Regions from separate parts of the Homo sapiens genome. Here region 1 is linked to region 2. Evidence: chromatin loops called from intact Hi-C (ENCODE). Cell type or tissue: GM12878. All regions are shown on one strand.

Region 1 (5,000 bases), 390 kb after region 2:
TAAGTGTTTTGACTTAAAAGGACCTCTTTGCATAATGTAAAAACATAAACACAGATTTTCCAAATTTTTTAAAATAATTATTATGTAGTGGACAAAATACAATAATGGCTATAAATATATATTTGGATTAAGTAAATCTCAGGTGACTATTATAAATAAGTCATGTGCTCTGAGTGAGTACATACTGTCAGGAAGCCCATGCTTCCTTACATGTAAATAATAATAATTATAATGAAATATTTAAAAGAAAAATAAGAATTCCATTTAAAAGCTCAGCTTGCTAATCTTTCAATCTTCTTCACTCTTGAAAGCAGAGTTAACGGCGCCCATGCTTCTACTATCAGGCCCATGTGTGCCCAGTAAGGGGAGAGACAGATTTTTCCAACTACACACAACCTGGTAGGGTCTGGAGCTGCTGTTGATCTCCTAGACTCCAGAGCCAGATGCTTACATGACTTTCTTTAATGACTTGTCAACACAAGTAATTGGCCCAAGCTCCAGTGACTCTCAACAATGGAAGAAAACTCTTTGCAAATAGGAGAGTGGGAGGAAAGAAACTTAAATCAAACTTGAAGCTTAGTACCTGCCAGATTTAATCCGTTCTTCTTCTCTCCACTGACAGAGCTAATGAGTGGATTGCAAGATTTTATACCTCACTTCTGATGTTTTAAATACCTCAGATAATAATAGATATACACGTATATAGTCCTTTATATGTGTTGGCTCATTTAATCCTCACATCAATGAAAGAGAATTGTTAGCCATGTTTTACAGCTGTAGAAACAGACGCTTGGAGAGATCAAATGACTTGTCTAAAATCACACAGCTGGTGACTGAGAGATCTTCCAGCTCAAACTCAGTGCTCTTTCCTCCGCACTTTCCCAACAGTTGATGAAATTCTGCCTATGGCAACAAGTGCAAGTCAGTCGTCAATCCAGGTAAATTGAGGAAAATTTGGAGAGTAGTTACTCCCACAACACAGGCTTCATTAGACTGAGCTACTGCCCCCTTTCCAATCTGTGCACAGTATTCCCCAAATCAGACCCAGTTATCAAAATGTCAGAACCCTGAAGCTCAAACTCTCATTTACACTAAAGCATAAATTTGCCTTAATAACTTCGGTATTAGCCTACTTATACGTTCATTTTGGAGGTAATCAGAGCTTTAAATGGGAGGAAGAAAACTCAAGGGAATGGAATCTCATGCATTGGGTAGCTGACAGAAGAACATGTGAGCAAGTAGCAGGCATTAAGTATACGGCTGCAAAGCTAGAATCACCATGGAGTGAGCTAGCTCCATTTACACGAATGGCTTAACTTCTAAAATCATAACTTAGCTATGTTGGAAAAGGAGATTTTTTTTCCAACGGTTTGTCTAGATTTACCTGTACCTGCCTACCCCTTCTAACATCCTTAGATTAGGAGACAAATGAATAGTCATGATACTCACAAAGAGGAATATTTAGGAACTTATTTTGTTCAATAATGTCATGAAAGTCTTAACATCAACAGTTCAGACTCATATTTGGAATTTCTCTGTCACTGCCTTCCTCCAACCCACAATGATTTGAGAGACATAAATTAGGAGCCAGATGTGAGATGGTGATACTTTACTCCATTCCCACCCACTCTGTCCTTTCAAAAGGAAACACAATTGCTCCTATTAGTAATAAAATGGATTGTGGTTGTCATGTAGATAAATGCAATGTGGTTTCATACATTGTCCATGTTGAGTGGCTAAGTAGGAACTCCCAAAAGCAGCTCCATTTAAGGAGAAGGCAGGTGCTTTGACGCCATGCCAAGGACTACATTTTTTTAAAAATAGGGTTTTCATGGCAAATCCAGGAAGCAAAATCTCTCGCCATTATCAAAAATATCTAGCATGTAGCATAACAAAGGCAGTGCACACTTGACATCAAATGGAGCCCTTGTTCTCCAGTGTCATCCTCAATCACAAACCTAATCAGGCATACGACCTTTTCTAAAAGGATCTGAAGAGTTTGCTAACCACTGTTTGATTGACTTGCCAATTTCTTTGCTGTAGTTGCATTTTTTCAGAAGTGTAAAGTACAGAGTTACTTTATAATTTTCTTCCCTTCTACAAGAACTCCCCTAAAAACTTCCAGAAGCATGTGAACTTATACCTAAATGAGTTCTCCTTAAAGATAAGGTAAGAAGAATAAAATTCATTCTAAGTATTTAGTTCCCATTAAAAAGAAGTAAAAGTATTTACAAAACATGGAAGGTGGGAGTAGGAAAGTTGGTAGCAGAAAAGCAAAGCGAGAAGAGGTGATTCATATTGAGACTGCCTAGGTCAAGGAATCTAAAGTGAGTCATTTCGACTTGACATATGTGGACTTAGACAGAAAACGTGTACTGAAATTTTGTTTGAAGGCATAATATTGAAGGAAAGCAGATGCTGCTACAGAGCAATCTAACCCTGAAATAATCTCCATGTTGAGCATCCATTGATGGCTGATGCAAAGTGCTTTTACACCTTGACTGGAAAAACTTCAGCCTAATTAATTCAGAATTATGTTGGTTGCATGATGAATAAAATTTTATTATGCTCAAGGTCAATTTTCAAACATATAATAACAACTGGAATAGAATTGAGAGTTCAAAGATAAACCCATACATCTATGGTCAATTGATTTTCAACATGGGGGCCAAGACTATTTAGTGGAGAAAAAACCAGTCTCTTCAACAAATGGTGCTAGGAAAACTGGATCTCCACACAAAAGAATAAAACTGGAATCCTATCTCACACAATATACACAAATTAACTCAAAATGGATCAACGACCTAAATATAAAAGCTAAAGCTATAAAACTCTTAGAAGAAAGCGGGTAAATCTTCATGACCTTGGATTTGGCAATGATGTCCTAGATATGACACTCAAACAACAAAAGAAAAATGTATAAATTGGATATCATCAATTTTTTTCAAGTTTTGTGCATGAAATAACACTATCAAGAAAGTTAAAAGGAAGCCTACAGAAGGGGAGGATATCTCTGCAAATCACATCTCTGGTAAGGGGCTAGAATCTAGAATACATAAAGAACCCTTAGAACTTAATGAAAAGACAACCCAATCAAAAATTGAGCAAAGAATTTAAATAGACATTTCTTGAAAGATATACAAATGGCCAAGAAGCATTTAAAAAGATGCTCAGCATCATTAGTCATTCAGGAAATGCAAATCAAAACCACAATAACACTTCACACTCACTTGGATGGTTAGCATTTAAAAAATGGAAAATAACAAGTGTTGGTTAGAATATGGAGAAATCGGAACCCTTGTGCATTGCTGGTGGGAATGTAAAACGGTGCAGCCACTGTGAAAAATAGTTTTGTCAATTCCTTAAAAAGTTAAGCATGGAATTATTCCATGACTTTGTAATTTCATTCCTAGGTATATACCTGAAAGGATTGAAAACAGGTGCTCAAAAAAGTATTTGTACACAAATGTTCATAGAAGCACTGTTTACCATAGTCTAAAACCAAATCTCCATCAACAGATGAATAGATTTTTTACTTGTGGTACATTTATATATTGGAATATTTAGCAATAAAAAGGAATGAGATACTGATATAGGCTACAACATGATTTAACTGTGAAAATGCTATTCTAAGTGAAAAGAAGTCAAAAACAAAAAGTCACATTTTGTTAGACTCCATTTATATAAAAGATTCAGAATAGGTAAATACACAGAAACAGAAAGTAGATTGGTGGTTGCCAGAGGCTGAAGAGAGAGAGAGGGGAATAGAAAGTAACTGCTTAACAAGTATGGAACTTTACTTCAGGATGACACAAATGTTTTCAAAACTAGATACAGGTGACGGTTGCACAACACTGGAAATGTACTAAATGCCACTGAATTGTTCACTTTAAAATGGTTAATTTTATGTTTGTAAATTTAACCGCAATAAAAAATATATATGTGGACATCAGTCAGAAAATCCTTGGAATGTATCTTAAGAGTCAAGGATGTATTATGAATTTTAACTTCCAATGAAATTAATATTTTTTACTTTCTCCTTTCATTCTGTTTGCCTTTTGGTTTTGGGATATAATTTGTTTTGCTCTCCTCAGATATTGTTGTAAGAGTACCAAACATAACTCAGAAGATACAATCAATGAAGAACTATACCCTGGATAGAATTTTCCCTCTTGCAAACAGATTTTTGATGTCCTCACTGAAGTAGATTGTTTATATTTTATTTGTTCAGATAACACCATCCATCCCCTATGTGTTAGTCAGGGTTCTGCAGAGAAAAAAAACTAACAGTAAGCAGATAGATAGTAGATAGATAATAGTAAGTAGGTACGTAGGTAGGTAGATAGATAGATGAGATTAGGTTTATTATGAGGAATTAGCTCATATGATTATGGAGACTAAGAAGACCCAAGATATGCCATGTGTAAGCTGAAGAACCAGGAAAGCCAGTGGTTCAATTCAATCCAAGTTCAAAATCCTGAGAACACAGTGAGCAAATGATATAACTAGCAGCCCAACGTCAAAGGTCTGAGAACTAGGAGCTCCAATGTCTGAGGGCATGAGAAGACAGATGTCCCAGTTCAAGAAGAGAAATACAGGATTTGCTCTTCCTTCCCCTCTTTGCTCTATCAGGGTCCTCAAAGGATGGGATGATGTCCTCAAGTTTTCTTTACTCAGGGCAAATCTTCATTGCTCAATCTACTAATTCAAATCCTAATGTCTTCTGGAAACACCCTCACAGACACATCCAGAAATAATGTTTACTAGCTACCCAGGCATCTCTTAACCCAGTAGAGTTGACACATACAATTAAGTCCACCCCTTGTCAACTTGGCACCCAAACACATGTCCCTATACCATAACTCAATCTCCTGCCACCAGGTAGCTAGCTGATCACCCCAGGGAATGGTACCACATTGGAGCTGAGTGTTGGCCTCTATTGCTAACAGTTTGTATATATTCAGTGGTTGCTGTAACCAGGTCCACCTTGGTAAGTAGAA
Region 2 (5,000 bases):
TCTGTGTCTGAAGGAAGTTGGCTAATCGCTGATTCTTTCTAGCTCTAAACTTAAATTATTCTAAATACCCTACATGAAACAGGCCAAACTTAACCATATACAGTATTACAAAGTATCATATCTGTAATTGGCATAGGTAAATATCTAGAGTTTAAAACTTGGGCAGGTGGAATTCTTAATAGATTTCAGGGAATCTCATAATTTCTGAGAAGTATGTGAAGGTTAATAGAGAAACTCTTAATTCATTTATTCAACAGGTATTTAGAGAGGACCTATAATGTACTGGCCTCCATAACAGACGCTTGGCATGCAAAGATAAAGCAGATATAGTTGTAGGGGAGCTTTGGTCAAATGCAAGAGATGGATGGACAGGAGAATTACAAGGAAGTGTGGTAGGGGCTACAGTGAGCAGCACGGGGAGCAGTTGCTTAAGAGGGCTTCACAGAAAAGGGGCTTTGAACCAGGACTTGAAAAATGAGTAAGATTTTGCCAAGAAGAGGCTAGAGGAGTGAGTAGAGGTAGAGAGGAAAGTCTTGGCCTGCAGGGAAGGGCATGTGAAACGCATGAATCTATGCAAAACAACTTACTAATAATAGTGAGAAGTTAGTTTTCTGGGATATATGGTGCATTGTGCAGAAATAGAGCTGGACAGTAAATGGGGGTTAGATTTTATGCCAAGCAAAGGAGTCTGTTTTTTATCTTCTGGGAAGCTTGGATGCTTGGATATAGCCGGAAGCCAGGGGAGATTTCTAAGCAAGGGAGCGATATGGCTAGTTTTTTTTTTTTTTTTTTTTTTTTTTTTTTTTTTTTTAAGATCACTTCTGGAAATCCACAAGTGCCATTAGAATTTACTCATCTCAAAGCTTGGATTAATTGTGCGAACTTGGGGGCTCTGTTTTGAGGCCTTAACCATTTTCATTCAATACATGGTTGAGTGTTCTTCTTCTATTTGCCTATGACTATCAGGCATCTGAAAAGCTGGGAAACAGAAGATGAATTTATTTTTAAACAGTATTTAGCTATATTTTCAAATAATATGCAGAATCTTTTCCTTCAAACTCCAGACATCTATTCAGATGAAGCACTTCTATATTTAAAACAATGGGTTCAGTTGTGGATTTGTCAAAAAAGTGTAAGGAATGTGTGTCCCAGGTTGGATAATAAATTACACGGTCATGTTATCTAATCTGGAATGCCACAGATCTTGTGGCAGAGGGAAAGAGACCATGGTAGAGCTATGTATGGCTCATAGCTTCTGTTCAGACAAAGCATACATCAATTCCACTCATATTTCATTGGGCAAAGCAAGTCACACACTCGAGATCAACATGCCCCCTCCTGAGGGGAAAATGAAAGTCACATGGACCAGCAACCTATATATAGAGTCTGTATGCTTATGCAATATATACAGTAGTATCTACATCTAGATGTCCATCTCAATTATTAAGAAAGGTTTTTTTAAATTATACTTTAAGTTCTAGGGTACATGTGCACAAAGTGCAGGTTTGTTACATATGTATACATGTGCCATGTTGGTGTGCTGCACCCATTAACTTGTCATTTACATTAGGTATATCTCCTAATGCTATCCCTCCCCCCACCCCACTACAGGCCCTGATGTATGATGTTCCCCTTCCTGTGTCCACGTGTTCTCATTGTTCAATTCCCACCTATAAGTGAGAACATGTGGTGTTTGGTTTTTTTGTCCTTGCGATAGTTTGCTGAGAATGATGGTTTCCAGCTTCAACCATGTCCCCACAAAGGAAATGAACTCATCCTTTTTTATGGCTGCATAGTATTCCATGGTGTATATGTGCCACATGTTCTTAATCCAGTCTATCATTGGTGGACATTTGGGTTGGTTCCAAGTCTTTGCTATTGTGAATAGTGCCGCAATAAACATACTTGTGCAAATTATTAAGAAAGGTTTTAACTAGTTTTTCAGTGATAAAATCAAGGCCAGTCCTTTTTCATTTGTTCTTGGCCACATCCCTCAACTTGCCAGCCCTGCCCTGTGTTGCAGAGTGCTGACCCTTGCAAAATATGTTTCCTGAGCTTCCTTGATTTTTTCTTAGGTTTCTTCAATGGTAGGTTCTGGCGGGAGATTGAAGGATGTGAGGAAGGAAGAAGCCAGAGTATTCCTCCTTTCTCTCTCTGTGTCTGTTAGCATCTCTGGCTGTGGCTGTCGCCCCTCCATTGCTCCAGCAGCTATCTGGCCAGCCTCCTTGTTGGACCCAGCTGCCTGTGAACAGCCCCCTCTTGTGGGCTCCTCTCTTTGTCCATCCAGCCCTGAGAATGAGAGTGCCATCTTTCAGTGTCTAATCTCCAGTTGCTACACCGTTTGCTACTTCAGTTCTTTCTATGCCTTTAATAGTTCATCACATTCACTTCCCTCTATTGAATGACCTGGAATGGGTTCTATTTACCTGACTGGACTCTGCAAAATACTCTATTCTGTTCTTGAAATTAGTCACCTTACTCAAACTTGTCCACCACCTTAAGTAACCTTTACTCCAATTGTCCATTCACCAGGGTTGGCTGTGACTACTTTAGAAAGTGTGGTTAAGCTCCTTTAAAACACCTTATATCACAAGACCATGCTACTACCTTTTGTTCTAGGCCCAACAAATATATCATAAGGTGGCACAAATAAATATTTTTAAAACATTTACAAATATTTACAAGTTCTTATCTTTAAAAACATGGCAGGCCGGGTGCGGTGGCTCACGCCTGTAATCCCAGCACTTTGGGAGGCCGAGGCGGGTGGATCACAAGGTCAGGAGATAGTGACCATCTTGGCCAACATAGTAAAACCCCTTCTCTACTAAAAATACAAAAAAATTAGCTGGGTGTGGTGGCGGGCGCCTGTAGTCCCAGCTACTTGGGAGGCTGAGGCAGGAGAATGGCGTGAACCCAGGAGACGGAGCTTGCAGTGAGCCAAGATCCCACCACTGCACTCCAGCCTGGGCGACAGAGCAAGACTCCATCTCAAAAAAACAAAAAACATGGCTGAGCAGGACTAGGGTGGCAGTGGAATTATCTGAGAACAAATGAGCAAATTATTGACCCAGGTTCCACTCCTCAAAAAACAAGATAGGCTGGCACAGTGGCTCATGCCTGTAATTCCAGCACTTTGGGAGGCTGTGGCTAGAGGAGTGCTTGAGCCCAAGAGTTCAAGACCAGGCTGGGCAACATCTATACAAAAAATGTTTAAAAAATAGCTAGGTGTGGTGGCATGTGCCTGTAGTCCCACCTACTTGAGAGGCTGAGGTGGGAGGATCACCTGAGCTGAGGAGTTGGAGGCTGCAGGGATCTATGATGTCACCTACTCCAGCCTGGGTGACAGAGTGCGACTCTGTCTCAAAACAACAACAACAATGACAACAAACAAGATAAGCTTTTCCTTTGTGTGTGATTAAGATACCTACATATAGATATTGACATTTACCTCGCACACAGGTATATACATGCACACATATGACATTTATATATTCATAGATATATAAGATTTAATTATATTTAAAAGACTATGGATATACTGGTAGTCTTTAAAGAGTTTATTTAAAGATATTTAGAATATAATGATCACAGCCAGAGGATGACTTATTTAAAAGCTCCTACGTTCTATACTAATTTTCTATTGATATCTTTGATACAATATTTGGAAGCAAATTTTAAATATGGGAGGGAGTAGCTAGAGACACTGTAGGAAAAAGATTTGATATCATCCGGAAAGAATTTTTGCAAATAAGTACTGAATGAATGGGCAAATGACAGCCTTAGAGACAGTGAAGTCACATTTTGCTTCCTCTTGAATTAACAAGGGGATTTTGCTTCAATGTGTACAAGGGAGAGGAGCAGGAAAGATTGGTTTCTGGGGAACAGTTTACTCATCCTGAGGCAGTCTGCTGCTGGTCTGACCCCAGCAGGCACAGCGGCGGCTGTAGAGGCAGCACTATAGTAGTACTGCTAAATGTTTTCTAACCTTCTGAAGGGACCTCTGAGGAGCCTCTCTCCAGGGACTGTCACACTGGACAGAGCAGGATTGAACATGGGAGTTGGGCAGTCACCAGGGTTTTTTGAGTCAAAATGACAGCAGGTTCCTCTGAGGGACATTTCCTGAGGAATGGAGTGGCACTGGGCTCTTAATGTGCCTAAATGTGGACTTCAGAGACAGACTGACCTAAATTAAAATCCCAGCTTGGCCACTTACTAGCTACATGAGCTTGAGCATATTTTATAATTTCTTTGACTCTCAATCTCTGCCTTCATTAAAGTGAGGACTATATCATATCTTCTTGGGCAGGGATGCACACGCACACACACACACACACACAGACCCAGCCACCCGCCATGCTTGGTTCATAAAAAGCACTTATTTGATGTGTTATTTTTAGTATTGACAATAATAAGTTATTCATATGCTGTATTTCTAAGATGCATGCAGCCAGTTTATGACATAATTATATTTCTCTGCTTCTCTACCCTGCTGCAAGGACCTCTAATCCAGTTTTGTCACCACGCAAACTAAGAGCCTGAAGCCCAAAGAGGGTCAAGAACTTGCCCCAAATTAGACAGCTAGTGAGTAGTAAACGCGGCCCTTCCGATTCAATCAGGAATCGCAACAACGTCTCTCCTTGGTGTGCACACTCTCCCTGCCCACCCCTTCTCAGGGACCTTCCCAAAAATGGCGGCGTAATGTATCCAGAAAGAGTCCTACTGGCACCAGATCTCCTCCCCTTTCCTTATTTGAATCCACCTCCCTGCATCATTCTATCTCTTTTTTTTTTTCAACCAGAGACTTAATTTTTTCTCCTCTGAATTTTATTCTTTACTTGCCTTCCCTTAAATGTGCTGACATTCTGTGCCTCATTAGTTAGTTTTTTAATTCATTCAACAAACATTTAATCTAACACTTTTAAGGTGTCAGACGCTGGAGAGCTAATGCTTAAAATTACTCCAGGGGCTCACAATCTATGGAGGAAATGAACTTATAAGCA

The links. A loop is a pair of places that touch in the nucleus more often than their neighbours do. Peaks named below come from ENCODE experiments on the same cell type or tissue, not always from the same donor. Only the 100,000 strongest peaks of a DNase experiment are listed, where the experiment ranks them.
Region 1: it touches region 2 in a loop (2.0-fold over the local background); 1 of 110 quality-filtered maps calls a loop at or near these places.

Annotation. Positions count from the first base shown.
Region 1 is chr9:1,534,012-1,539,011 of GRCh38, reverse strand. No RefSeq gene overlaps it. Among named protein-coding and RNA genes, the nearest start is that of SMARCA2, 480 kb to the left of the region's middle. In GM12878, no CTCF peak of the experiment used is centred here; a DNase peak (open chromatin) is centred at 2,301.
Region 2 is chr9:1,919,496-1,924,495 of GRCh38, reverse strand. All of the region lies in intron 2 of LOC105375951 (a long non-coding RNA gene), which reads right to left. Among named protein-coding and RNA genes, the nearest start is that of SMARCA2, 93 kb to the left of the region's middle. In GM12878, a CTCF peak has its summit at 2,275 (motif pointing left); no DNase peak of the experiment used is centred here; H3K27ac peaks cover 354 bases.